2 separate regions of the Homo sapiens genome follow, and region 2 is linked to region 1. Evidence: chromatin contacts called from ENCODE Hi-C or POLR2A ChIA-PET data. All regions are on one chromosome and are shown on one strand. Each heading gives the region's core, a stretch centred on a gene start or an enhancer-like site at or near the end of the contact. The rest is flanking DNA. Distances are from core to core; before and after follow the strand shown. Region 1 overlaps ATP11A (ATPase phospholipid transporting 11A). Region 2 has its middle 23 kb from the start of MCF2L-AS1.

What was found. Hi-C counts contacts between places; a loop is a spot of excess contacts on that map. ChIA-PET counts read pairs that join two places held with the same protein, here RNA polymerase II (POLR2A). Pooled maps may share reads with other maps.
Region 2: a loop to region 1 is called in a pooled map, with 5 times the contacts of the local background. The contact joins two enhancer-like sites. A Hi-C loop is called at or near these places in 1 of 168 maps with a recorded cell type or tissue (PC-3) and 6 of 50 pooled maps. POLR2A ChIA-PET finds 5 or more read pairs at or near these places in 1 of 52 experiments (PC-9).

Annotation. Positions count from the first base shown.
Region 1 is chr13:112,871,774-112,877,482 of GRCh38, forward strand. ATP11A (ATPase phospholipid transporting 11A) reads left to right here. Exons shown (of 30, transcript NM_015205.3): 26 at 1-27; 27 at 1,800-1,903; 28 at 4,003-4,168. Among named protein-coding and RNA genes, the nearest start is that of MCF2L-AS1, 94 kb to the right of the region's middle. RefSeq lists enhancers at 557-1,756, 896-1,397, 1,398-1,897, 1,519-1,568 and a silencer at 3,459-3,648. Within about 2 kb of position 2,885, at least 20 of the 41 ENCODE cell types and tissues checked have a DNase peak (open chromatin) inside an H3K27ac peak, as active enhancers do.
Region 2 is chr13:112,942,042-112,948,503 of GRCh38, forward strand. It overlaps a transcript of MCF2L not described here. Among named protein-coding and RNA genes, the nearest start is that of MCF2L-AS1, 23 kb to the right of the region's middle. RefSeq lists a silencer at 1,471-1,650. Within about 2 kb of position 1,555, at least 16 of the 41 ENCODE cell types and tissues checked have a DNase peak (open chromatin) inside an H3K27ac peak, as active enhancers do.

The sequences.
Region 1 (5,709 bases), core at 1,635-4,134:
GTGATGGTGTTCACAGTTACACTAAAGGTAAGTGGTCTCGCGCTCACGTTCCTCCCCCAGCCACAGTGAACCCCTGCAGTGTAGGCCTCACGCGCTCTGAGCTCTCTGAATTATAACTCTGTACTGAGGCTGGAAGCCACTCTCCACCCAGCCTTGGCTGGCTCCTGGGGCACCCCTGGGCATCCTTGTCCTGCTGTTTAGACAAGTAATGCACAGCCACTCAGCACACCCGGCCACCCCATGTGCAAACCCCAGAGCTACACCGGAGGTAACCTCGGGAGCAAGCTGCTTCTTTGTGAAAGAATTCAGGCTAGAATTGTTTTCAGTGGCAAGTAGCCCTCCCCCCAGCGCCATCAAAATACACTTTAATTGAAACAAATTAATGTATTTTGAAAAATTTCACTCTTTAAAGTTCAGTGAAATTATATACAGAATATATCATTATGAAATCTCAAAACCTATCAGACTGAGTCTTAAAAAGTGATACCAAAACATTCCTAAGGTGATTTTCTTAGATAGTGATGTAAACAACACCTGACTCTAAAGTAACTTTCTGGCCAGGCATAGTGGCTCACACCTGTAGTTCCAACACTTTGGGAGGCCAAGGTGGATGGATCACCTGAGGTCAGCAGTTCGAGACCAGCCTGGCCAACATGGCAAAACCCCATCTTTACTAAAAACACAAAAAGTAGCCGGGCATGGTGGCACGCGCCTGTAATCCCAGCTACTTGGGAGGCTGAGGCACGAGAATCGCTTGAACCCGGGAGGTGGAGGTTGCAGTGAGCCAAGATCGCACCACTGCACTCCAGCCTGGGCGACAGAGCGAGACTGTCTCAAAAAAATTTTAAGAAGTAACTTTCTTCAGTAGAGACATAAAGAACACCTTAATCTGAATGACTTTCTTCGGTGACGATATAAACAACACCTTGGTCTGTGGCCCGCATGCTGCCATCTGGGAAATACATCCATGGCTCCCTTACCTAGGACCCAGGGCTGTGGCGTCCCCACATTCTTCCTCTCCACTCACACTGTGAGGTGTGGCTTTGTCTTCCTGAGCAGTGTGAGGTGTGGCTTTGTCTTCCTGAGCAGTGTGAGCTGTGGCTTTGTCTCCCGAACGGTGTGAGGTGTGGCTTTGTCTTCCTGAGCGGTGTGAGGTGTGGCTTTGTCTTCCTGAGCGGTGTGAGGTGTGGCTTTGTCTTCCTGAGCGGTGTGAGGTGTGGCTTTGTCTTCCTGAGCGGTGTGAGGTGTGGCTTTGTCTTCTGGAGCGGTGTGAGGTGTGGCTTTGTCTTCCTGAGTGGTGTGAGGTGTGGCTTTGTCTCCTTAATGGTGTGAGGTGTGGCTTTGTCTTCCTGAACGGTGTGAGGTGTGGCTTTGTCTTCCTGAGTGGTGTGAGGTGTGGCTTTGTCTTCCTGAGCGGTGTGAGGTGTGGCTTTGTCTTCCTGAGTGGTGTGAGGTGTGGCTTTGTCTCCTTAATGGTGTGAGGTGTGGCTTTGTCTTCCTGAGCGGTGTGAGGTGTGGCTTTGTCTTCCTGAACAGTGTGAGGTGTGGCTTTGTCTTCCTGAGCGGTGTGAGGTGTGGCTTTGTCTTCCTGAGCGGTGTGAGGTGTGGCTTTGTCTTCCTGAGCGGTGTGAGGTGTGGCTTTGTCTTCCTGAGCCGTGTTTTGCAGGCATTGAGTCGTCATTGCTGGGTCTTGCGTTTGGTTTAGTTTCTCGTCACCCCCCGGCTCTCTGTCCTGCCCATCACGATCATTCTCACTGCTCAGATGACACCGTTAACTGCCCTTTTTTTTTTCCTTTTAGCTTGCATTGGACACACACTACTGGACTTGGATCAACCATTTTGTCATCTGGGGGTCGCTGCTGTTCTACGTTGTCTTTTCGCTTCTCTGGGGAGGAGTGATCTGGTAAATATCTGATAAGTAGCTGATAATCTGATAAATATCATGTGGTTGTTATTTTTTTATCAAGGGTTGAAGACACATTTTCCGTGCGGCCCTGTTGGTTGGGGCAAGTGTTTGTTGAATGGCTGCTGTGTGCTGGGTGTCGTGGGGTCCTGGGATACAGTCGGGGGCAAGACACCGGGGGGTTCCTGCTCCGGTGACTTGCATCTTCCGGGGGAGAAAGACGCTAACTGATAACAGCTTGTGACGAGTTATACGGAGGAACAGACCAGGATTCCGCACCAGGGGACCCATGTCAGATTGAAAGGCCAGAGGTGACTTTTCAGAAACAGTCATTTGAAACCTGGAAGAAGAGCGCCATCATCACAGCAAGTCCCAGCTGGTAACCGCCTCCCACAACGAGGCACTGGCCAGGCATTCGACAGGTCCTGTCTCACTCCATCCTCACGCCCCGCAGCAAGATGGGGCCCAGGCATGGTGGGGCTGGACCTTGCCCGCAGCAGCCTGACTCATCGGGGAGCCTCTGGTTTGGGGGAGAGCAGCAGGCACGCAGGCCCGGGCGGGAGGAGGTCCTCCGTGAGTGGGAGCCGTGGCCAGCGGAGAGGGGCCCGGACCAGGCTGCAGAGCAGGCATGGTGGCCTCCTGGACCGCCGGCCGTGAGGATCCTGGCTCGAGGCTGTCGTGGTCAGTCGAGGCAGAGCACAGCAGAGTTGAGTGGCTCTTTTAAAAACCCCACGGTGGCTGCGTGTTGAGCTGGTGAGAGCGACATAGGCAGGGTGGTCAGTCTAGAGACTGTCGCTGTAAGCCAGGAAACGACGCTGAGTGGTATGGGCCCAGGGCCAGGTCCCAGTCTCAGCCCCAGCGCAGCAGCCTCTGCCACAGCCCTCTGCAGACCTGGGGTCAGTAGCCGGCCTAGGGAAAGCCAGCAACCCACTCAGGATCCCTCAGGGCCCCTGACCTGGGCGGGACTCTCAGCCCAGGAAGAGTCCCTCCGGATTCTCTCGTTCAGCCAGCGGCCCCTGGTGGCCCCAAGTTGCATTACACAGTCTCAGAGATGACAGCCCAGCTTGGAGGGTGTCAGGCACCCTGTCAGCCCCAGAGAAACCTGCTTAGCTCTAGAGAGCCCAGCCCGGCTCTGGAGAGCCCGGCCATTCTAACAGCCCTGAAGGCGATGGCTCTGTAAGAGGAAGATTCCATCCCAAACCTCTCTGACCAGCTCCTGGGCTTTGTAGCCAAGGAGCCACAGCCCGTCAGCCTTGGTAGAACCACAGCCTCTCACATTGTTTCCTAAAACATTGACCCCACGTCTTTGATGTGCTGGGAGCTCACCATGTCACCACCGCTTGGTGATGAGACCCCATCCTCCTGCCCGCCACCAGCACCACGTGGGTGCCCCCAGCCCCATCCCAGGTCTGCCAGCAGCTGCGTGTCCCTCCCGTTACCCACCATGCCCTGCTTCCGTTTCCCTCCTGTTGTCCACACACCAGTTTCACTGTGCTTCCTGGAGCTGGGGCCCTATCTCTGTGTCTCTGCCACCATCCGTAGTGCCTGGGATGTGAAAGGCGATCAGGAAACGTTACCGGAAGGCACGTATAGACGTGGACCTGTGGGCTCGGGCTGGCTGCGGGTCACTGGTCCCTGCATCCTTGCCAGCCTCCCTCATGGAGGCTGACGCAGACGTCTTTGAATCATCCTCTTTCTGGGGAGAGAAGTCATTGCTTGCTCTGTACTGACGACCAGTGCTCGGGACGTCCTTCCCATCCGAGACTTCAAGATAGAAAAACATCCCTATTTCAATCCCTTTGTGTTTTGTTTTTTGTTTTTTTTTTTTTTGCTTCTGTGAAACTGAACTTCAGAGACTTCTATGTCCCATTTGAGATGACTTCATAGAATTCCTTCTCCCGTTCCTCTTACCCCAGCATTACCGGGAGGTTCAGTGTTCATTTTTTATATGATAAATTCAGAGCAGGCTCCGTGGCTTGCCAAGCAACTCTCACTGACAAAAGTGTAAACTCCCTGAACAGACGGCCTCTCCAGTGAGTAGAGAGGCCAGCCCCAGGGAGTACATGCCTCACCAGCGGCTTCTCTTCCCTGCCCCTCAGGCCGTTCCTCAACTACCAGAGGATGTACTACGTGTTCATCCAGATGCTGTCCAGCGGGCCCGCCTGGCTGGCCATCGTGCTGCTGGTGACCATCAGCCTCCTTCCCGACGTCCTCAAGAAAGTCCTGTGCCGGCAGCTGTGGCCAACAGCAACAGAGAGAGTCCAGGTACGGAGTGTCCCCAGCCGGGGCGGGGGTGCCTCAGGGCCCTGGCCTTAGGATTGGGAGATGACCGTTTTGAAAGACAGTGTGAAAGGTTTGGATTTCATGAAACGTGATCAGTTCAGGTATCACTAATGAGTGTCCTGACGGTGCATGATGTTAAACATCAGGTACATTTGCGATGACCGATGTCTAATTTTATGTTTCAACCTAAACAGTCATCTGAAATGAGACACAAATAAGAGAAAAAAGACTGATGCAAAAGGCAAATTATTTCATGTAAATGGAAACCTTTTTTAAAATTAATCATTACTTTAAAAGGTTGAATTACATAATTTTTAAGGATGGTAAATCTGGCTGGAAACGGTAGCATCTGTATCAGGAAATGCTGGTATTGGTGGAGCTGCTTATTTTACACACTCCCAAGTTTTAGGCACAAGCAGAATTCTGGGTCCAGGGAAGACGTGACGATGCCGAGTGTCCCCCCAGGTGCAGGGTTTGGCAGGTGTGAGGACTTAGCTCCCGGTCCCCCATCCTTTTCAGCAGCTGGCCTCTGCCTTCAAGCTCAACCCTAAATCAGAGGCAGTGACCACGACCCACCTCTGCTGCTTTACTGGGAAGCCTGCCTGTCCTCAGAGGGCCGCTGCACCTGTCACGGTCCCTCAGGACTCTATTAACAATGCAAGTTTTCAAGTTTCATCCCCGAAATTTCCAATCACTCCTTGAGGTGGAGCCCTGGACTGGGCAGTGCTGAAGCCCAATGGGGAAATGAGGGGTGGGGGCCCCTGGCAGTGGCTGCTCCTGCAGGGTGTGAGGCTCCCCAGGTGGGAGGAAGACGGGGAGTGAGTGGGGGCCGGGGCCCCAGCCCTGACTCACTCACGTAGCTCAGACACCCGGGGGCTGGCTCCCAGCGGTGCTGCTGTGCTGGGAGGGAAGACAGGTTGCCCTCCCTTGGGGGGCACAGCCTCACCCACCACCCACCTCCAACAATCAGAATGGGACCCTGGCTTGAGAGCTTTCTTGGGACATTGGTGCCGATTTGAAATGTTGAAACCGATGCCACCAGTTCCCGGCACTCCCTCCTTCATGCCTCCTGCCACAGTTTGTAAAATCAGAGCGAGCAAAACTCGTGGTGAAGAGACTGCCTCTCAATGTAGTGAAAATGTCCACACACAGCTCCACTGACTCGGGGGCCACAGGCAGGAGAAACGCAGCAGAACGTGCCAGTTGGCTGCTTATAAGAAGGTCCCACTGAGGGGCCTCTGTGCAGGAGGGGAGACAGTGGGAGCAGGAGCCGGGGCCCTGGCTGAGACTCCGCGGCCCCCAGTGCTTCAGGGGAAACTCACCGGCCCCAAGCAGCCACTCACTGCCCAGCCCTGCCTGTGGCCCGAGAAGCAGCTGTCCAGTGGTGGTTTTCTCTAAGCACGGTCCTTGGTTACTGAGCTCTTTAGCTGTGCAGTTCCACAGCGGGCACACGTGTTCATGACAGGGCTCTGTGCATGGGACACGTGTTCATAACCACATCCCATACATGGGGACGTGGCAGA
Region 2 (6,462 bases), core at 305-2,804, 69 kb after region 1:
TAGCAGACCGGGAAAGGGAGTCTCCTTTTCCCTGGGGGGATTTTAGAGAAGACTCTACTCCTCCACCTCTTGTGGAGGGTCTGTCAGGCCCACCCGCAGTTATCTGGAGGCCTAACCGTCTCCCTGTGATGCTGTGCTTCAGTGGTCACGCTTCATGTTCCATCCTGTACACCTGGCTTTCCCTTTTAGATAGCAGTAGCAAATTAGTGAAAGTACTAAAAGTCTCTGATAAGCAGAAATAATGGCGTAAGCTGTCTCTCTCTCTCCTCTCTCTGCCTCGGCTGCCAGGCAGGGAAGGGCCCCCTGTCTGGTAGACATGTGACCCACATGACCTTACCTATCATTGGAGATGGCTCACACTCCTTACCCTGTCCCTTTGTCTTGTATCCAATAAATATCAGTGCAGCCTGGCATTCGGGGCCACTACCAGTCTCCGTGTCTTGGTGGTAGTGGTCCCCCAGGCCCAGCTGTCTTTTCTTTTATCTCTTTGTCTTGTGTCTTTATTTCTACACTCTCTCGTCTCCACACACGGGGAGAAAACCCACTGACCCTGTGGGGCTGGACCCTACAGTCCACCTGTCTGATTTACACAATAATTTATTCTAAGAAAATCTAGTCTAGTTTTAAATTAGTAAAAAAACTCTGTCTAGTTACGTGTAAAACGAAGTGAATGAGTTCAGATGCAGGTAACCAAGTTTTGCCTGCAGGAATGTGCAGCGGGTGCAGGCAGGGACATCTCTTGATGTGGTTCTGCTCCCCTATTGTGGGTGACTTAACATTCTCTCCACCCACCTGGTAGGCGTGGCCATGTCCTACTAAGTCCTTCTCCGCACCATCCCCACATGCCAGCAGAGGGTGCTGTTGGGCAGGAAAGGTGGGACAGCACCCTCGTGAGCTGCTGTTCCATTTTTCCTTCTGTATTTAGGATTGACATGTGTCCAAAGGATATGGTGTGTGAAGATAATGGGGACATTTTGGAATGCCATTTGGAAGAAATGGAAATGCAGAGCCAGGAAGGCGCTCAGAGAGGCCTGAGAGATTTCTAGCAAAAACCTGGTAAACTTTGAGGTGAAGGCTGTCAGAAACAGCTGCGAGGAGCATCCAGCCTAGGGCTCAGCAGGTGTGACTTAAAGGATCGCAGGTGACAGCCCTCAGTGGACTTCTGTCCTCACCATGTTTCCCACTGGCACAGGTGGGGCGGCCACGCCTGTGCCCGCGGCGCCTGTGCTGAGTCCCGACGCTGTGCGCCCCACTCCCGAGGCTGTGGTTGGGGGGTCGCGGTCGAGCTCTAGGGCCCCCGGCCGCAGAGCCCAGGCGCGGGGAGGGCGGCGGCTCCCAGCTCCCGGTCCCCGGCTCCGCGCCGCAGGCGTGAACGCCCAACGGAGGGCGCCGGCGCCCGGGAGAGGCGCCGCCTTGGTTGCAGGGGCCGGGGCGCGGCGGCCCGGGCTTTGAGAGACGGGCCGCTCTTCCCGGCGCGGTGCCTTCCAGGGAGGCTGCGCCTGCAGCACCGCAGCCAGAGCCGAGACTCCGCGCCTTTCAAGGAGGAGGCCCCGTGCAGGCGCCCAGGCGCAGAGGAGGCGCGGGGGGCGGGACCTGCCGGCCAGTCCCTTACCCGGGGACAGACGGGGAAGGCGGGAGCGCTCGCAGTTCCCTCCTGGAGGGACCACACCGCCGGGAGCCCGAGCAGCCTGCGGTGGCTCGGCTCGGGCCGGCGGAGATCTGGGAGCATTTTCTGGAAGCCTCCACAGACTTCAGGCGGACCGGAAGGACCTGGCGGGAGGCGTAGTAGGCGGGGTGAGGGGATCTCGGTGGCAGCGGGGACAGCGCGGCCCCGAGAACTGAGAACTGAGAGGGAGACGCTCTCGGGCCTCTCAGACCAGCATTGAGGAGCTGAGCCCTGCGGGCCAGGGGCGCAGAGAGGGTCCCGGGCCGTGAGGGGAGGGTCCCGGGTGAGGGGAGGGTCCCGGGCCTTGAGGGGAGGGGAGGATCCTAGGCCGTGAGGGGAGGGTCCCTGGCTGTGGGGGGAGCGTCTTGGCTGAGGGAAGGGTTCCGGACCATGAGGGAAGGGTCCCGGGCCGTGAGGGGAGGGGAAGATCCTAGGCCGTGAAGGGAGGGTCCTGGACTATGAAGGGAGGCTCCTGGGCTGTGAGGGGAGAGTCCCGGGCCGTGAGAGGAGGGTCCTGGGCTGTGAGGGGAGGGTCCCGGGCCATGAAGGGAGGGTCCCGGGTGAAGAGCAAGCTCATGACCCTCATTTACTGGGAATCCATTGCTCTGGCCCCGTCATGAGTGGGGTTCGCAGACTGGGCCAATCCCTACAGCGTATGTGTGCTCTGGTGTCTCGGGGCAGCACAGACGTTGTTACTGCTCCATCTGGCCTGGGTGAACACCTGGGTCTCTCTGTGGAGTTGGGGGATGCCGCCTGCTCAAGGGTCGCGTTCCTAGTATGCGTTCCAGGAATGCTATGCACCACCAGTGCTAAGCCGCAGAAGAGCTGTCAATCTGTCAGTCCTGTCCCGCTAAACCTGAACTTTTTTTTTTTTTTTTTTTTGAGACGGAGTCTCGCTCTGTCGCCCAGGCTGGAGTGCAGTGGCGCAACCTCGGCTCACGGCTAATTTTTTGTATTTTTAGTAGAGATGGGGTTTCACTGTGTTAGCCAGGATGGTCTCGATCTCCTGACCTCGTGATCCGCCCGCCTCGGCCTCCCAAAGTGCTGGGATTACAGGCGTGAGCCACCGCGCCCGGCCAAACCTGAACTTCTGAAAGAGCCAGCCTCTTAGGGAAGGCCCTCCACCCTACTTGCCTGGGCTTTCTCTGCAAGCTCTGTGCAGAAGGGAGCAAGGTCTGCCTGATGCCACCACCGTGGGCCCAGTGTTCATGGTGTCCTAATGGAAGCTTTGAAATCACTTTGTGTTAGTCCTGGCTCTTAAGAAAATCGATGCAATGCCAATTAGGCACCACTATTTTTTTTTTTTTTTTGTATAAAACATTTGAGGAAGATGGTGCAGGGTGGGCCCTGAAGGGAGTGGGGTCCTGCCTGGAGCTGCTGTTTAGGCTCAGTCTTGGTGCTCTATATACATATCTACCATTGCAGTGTCATACAGAATGTTCCATTGCCTTTTTGATTTTAAAAAGTGTTTATCACACAGGGGAGTTTTAGGGCAGTGCAACTATTCTGCATGATCCATGACATTATGCACTTCTCAAGACCTAAAACTGCATAACAGGAAGCATGAACCCTCAAGTAAACGATATGCTTTAGTTAGTAATGATGTATCAAATTGTAATGTATGGGCCACCAATGCAAGAAGTTATAATAACTGTGGAAGGAAGTGGGGCAGAGGGGGAGTATACGAGGACTCCCTGTACTTTCTGCCCAATTTTTCTGTAAAACCCAAAACTGCTCTAAAATATAAAGTCTATTAATGTTTTTTAAAGTGCTTATTATATAAAGAAATGATTTTGATTCACTATCTTTGGGATCTTTTTTTATGAGATTTGTTTAAAGTAGTCACTGCTTTGCAGTGATGGCACCATTCTTCTGGGATGCCTTTTTGACCTTGAGCAGCAGTTCCTGCCCTGCTGAGCAGGAAGACACAGTGAGTGGGAGACAAGCCTGGATGCTCACATGGCCTCATGCCCTGGTCTGCGAAATGGGATGGCATCTTGCATCATGGCGGTTCTGTCTAGTGGGAGAATGATAAAGTGTGCCTGGCACAGTCTGTACCTTCAGTAAGTGTGGTTGTCAAAAGCAATAATTGGGTTGGCACTGACATTCATCATAGATGTACAAAAGTAACATGTAGATGGTGAATTGATGAGGAGGGGCCCATGGAGAGATGGGTTTGTGCCGTGTACTTTATTCTTCTAATTTTCTTATTCTCTTTGGGACTGTCCCTGTGGCTTCCATGTGGCTTCAGACAGGTGAGGAGCTGCTGCGTGTTCAGACCGGAAACCTGAGCTCATCAGCACGCCAGCCCGGGCTCTTCTGGGGTATCATGTTTTGAGAATATTTGTCTTTGAAATTTTAAACTCTCTTCCATTTGTATTTGTTGAAATTCTAGAGCTTTTGATAACTCATGCTAAAATTTTTAAATCACTTTTCACTTTATCATCTTTTTATTTGAAATGTCAAAATTTATGTAGGAAGCATCATTTTGCCACCCTGCCAAAGTATTCTGACTAAAACTATCCAAGATCCTCCAAGAAATACATATGACTAAAGATAATGTTTCTCCCTTTCTGATAAAAAAAAAAAAACTATAGTAACTTTAATCCCTAAATAAATAAAACACATGTGGTTGTGACCCACATGAGATAATCAGTAGCTAGATACCTTGTGGTAAACGTATTGCTTTGTTTAATTTTTAAAACCTATATTGAAGTACATGCCTTACTATAGGAAATTAAACATTGTACAAATGGGCTGGAAGTGGGAACTACAAAGACAAGTCAGGGTTGTATTCCAGAGGGCTCAGAGGGACTTAGAGTTCTGTGTCTGCTGATCCAGCCCCCTTGAGATTTTGCTGTGATGAAAATGGGTGTCACAGATGAGGTTTCCTCAAGGTCATTGTTTTCCTCTTAGGTGGTGAAACTGACACCTAACACTCCTTGTTGTCTTAGGACTTCCTTTTGAATGAATTCAGATACAGAACCTGAATAAAGGGTGTATTTAGGACTCGTAGTCAGAAGAGGCACTGTGAGGATGCGTATCCCGTGGCTTTACTTTAGAAACTAACCCACAAAAGACTTCATCCCAGGAAGGTGGAACAGACATACTTTTTCTTGCTCTTCCCAAGAGTAAAACAAAGAACCCTGGACTCAATGTAGGAAGCACACACAGGACAACTCTGAGGGGGGGAGGAGGAGGCAGAATAGTCACGGGCCTGAGGACCCAGGGAGCAGTGGCAGGGTGAGTTCCCAGGGTTTCTTTTGGTCTCGTGCGTCCTAAACGCAGGGCTTGTCTACTGTGGTGTGTTTGTGCTCCTATAACAAAACATCACAGACTGGGTAATTTATTAAAACCAGAAATTTATTTCCTCATGGTTCCCAAGGCTGGGAAGTCCAAGATCAAGGAGCCAGCATCACAGGGTGAAAGGCAGGAGGGCCAGTGAAGCCTCTGTTAGGGAGGAGCCCTTGTCCTAACCACCTACCAAAGACCCCGCCTGTTCACAGCATTGGCTATTAGGTTTCAACGTGTGATTTTTGAGGGGACACATACAAACCATAGCATTCCACCCCCAGCTCCCCAAAATGCATGTTCTTTTCACATGCAAAATACATTTATTCCATCTCAATACCCCAAAAGTCTTAGCTCATTCCAACACCAACTCAAAAATCTAAATTCCAGAGTCTCCTCTAAATAAGGTGTGACTGAGACTCAAGGAACGATTCATCTGATGCAAGTTCCTCTCCAACCGTGGGCCTGTGAAATCGCACAAGTTCTGTGCTTCCACAGTACAATGGTGGGACAGGCATAGGACAGACATTTCCCTTCCAAAAGGAAAAATAGGCAAGAGGGAGTAACGGGCCCCAAGTAAGTCCAAAACTCAACAAGGCAAACAACATTAAATCTTAAGGCTGCAGAATCATCTTCGACTCCATGCCCCACCTTCTGGACACCCTGGGGTGGGGTTGGGCACCCCAGGTCTCAGGCAGCCCTGCCCCCAGGGGTTGCTGGGCTCAGTTCACCTCAGCAGTTCTCCCAGGCTGGGGCTACACACTGGTGGCTCAGTAGGTCTGGAGTCTCAGGGGTGGCCCTACCTCCGCAGCTACACTAGGCATTGCCCTGGTGGAGACTCTCTGTGGTGGCTCTGTCCCTACAACAAGTCTCTGCCTGGGCACCCAGGCTATCCACAGCATACTTTGAAGTCTGGGTGGAGGAGAAAGCCATGCCCCCACAGCTCTTGCACTCTGTGTGCCTGCAGAATTAGCACCACGTGGACTCTGCCAAGGATGACTGCTTGCATCCTCTGGACACCTGAGCCATAGCTGTGTGACCAAGGAGTGCTGTGCCAGAATGTGGAGAATAGAGACCTCAGATGGCTGTGGGCAGTGAGGTTGCATGGGTGTCCTGGGCTTCTCTCCCTAAACTATTCTGTGCTGTGATGGGCATGGCAACCCTGAAGATCTCCGAAATGCCCTTGGGGCCGTTAGTCCATAATCTTTATGAATAACACCAGGCTTCCTTCAATCCATACTAATCTTATGAAAGTAGGCCACACTGTTGGTTTTCTTCCCTAAATACTCTTTGTTGTTCTTTACATGGCCAAGCTGAGAATTTTTAAATCTTTATATTCTGCTTCCCTTTTAATTATAAATTTTGTCCTTAAATAATTTTCTGTTCTCAAATTTTACCATAAGCAGTTAAGGAAAACTATTCTGAATACTTTGCTGCTTAGAGATTTCTTCTGCCAAATTATCTTAGTTCATCACTCTTAAGCTCTGCCTTCCACAAAGTCCTAG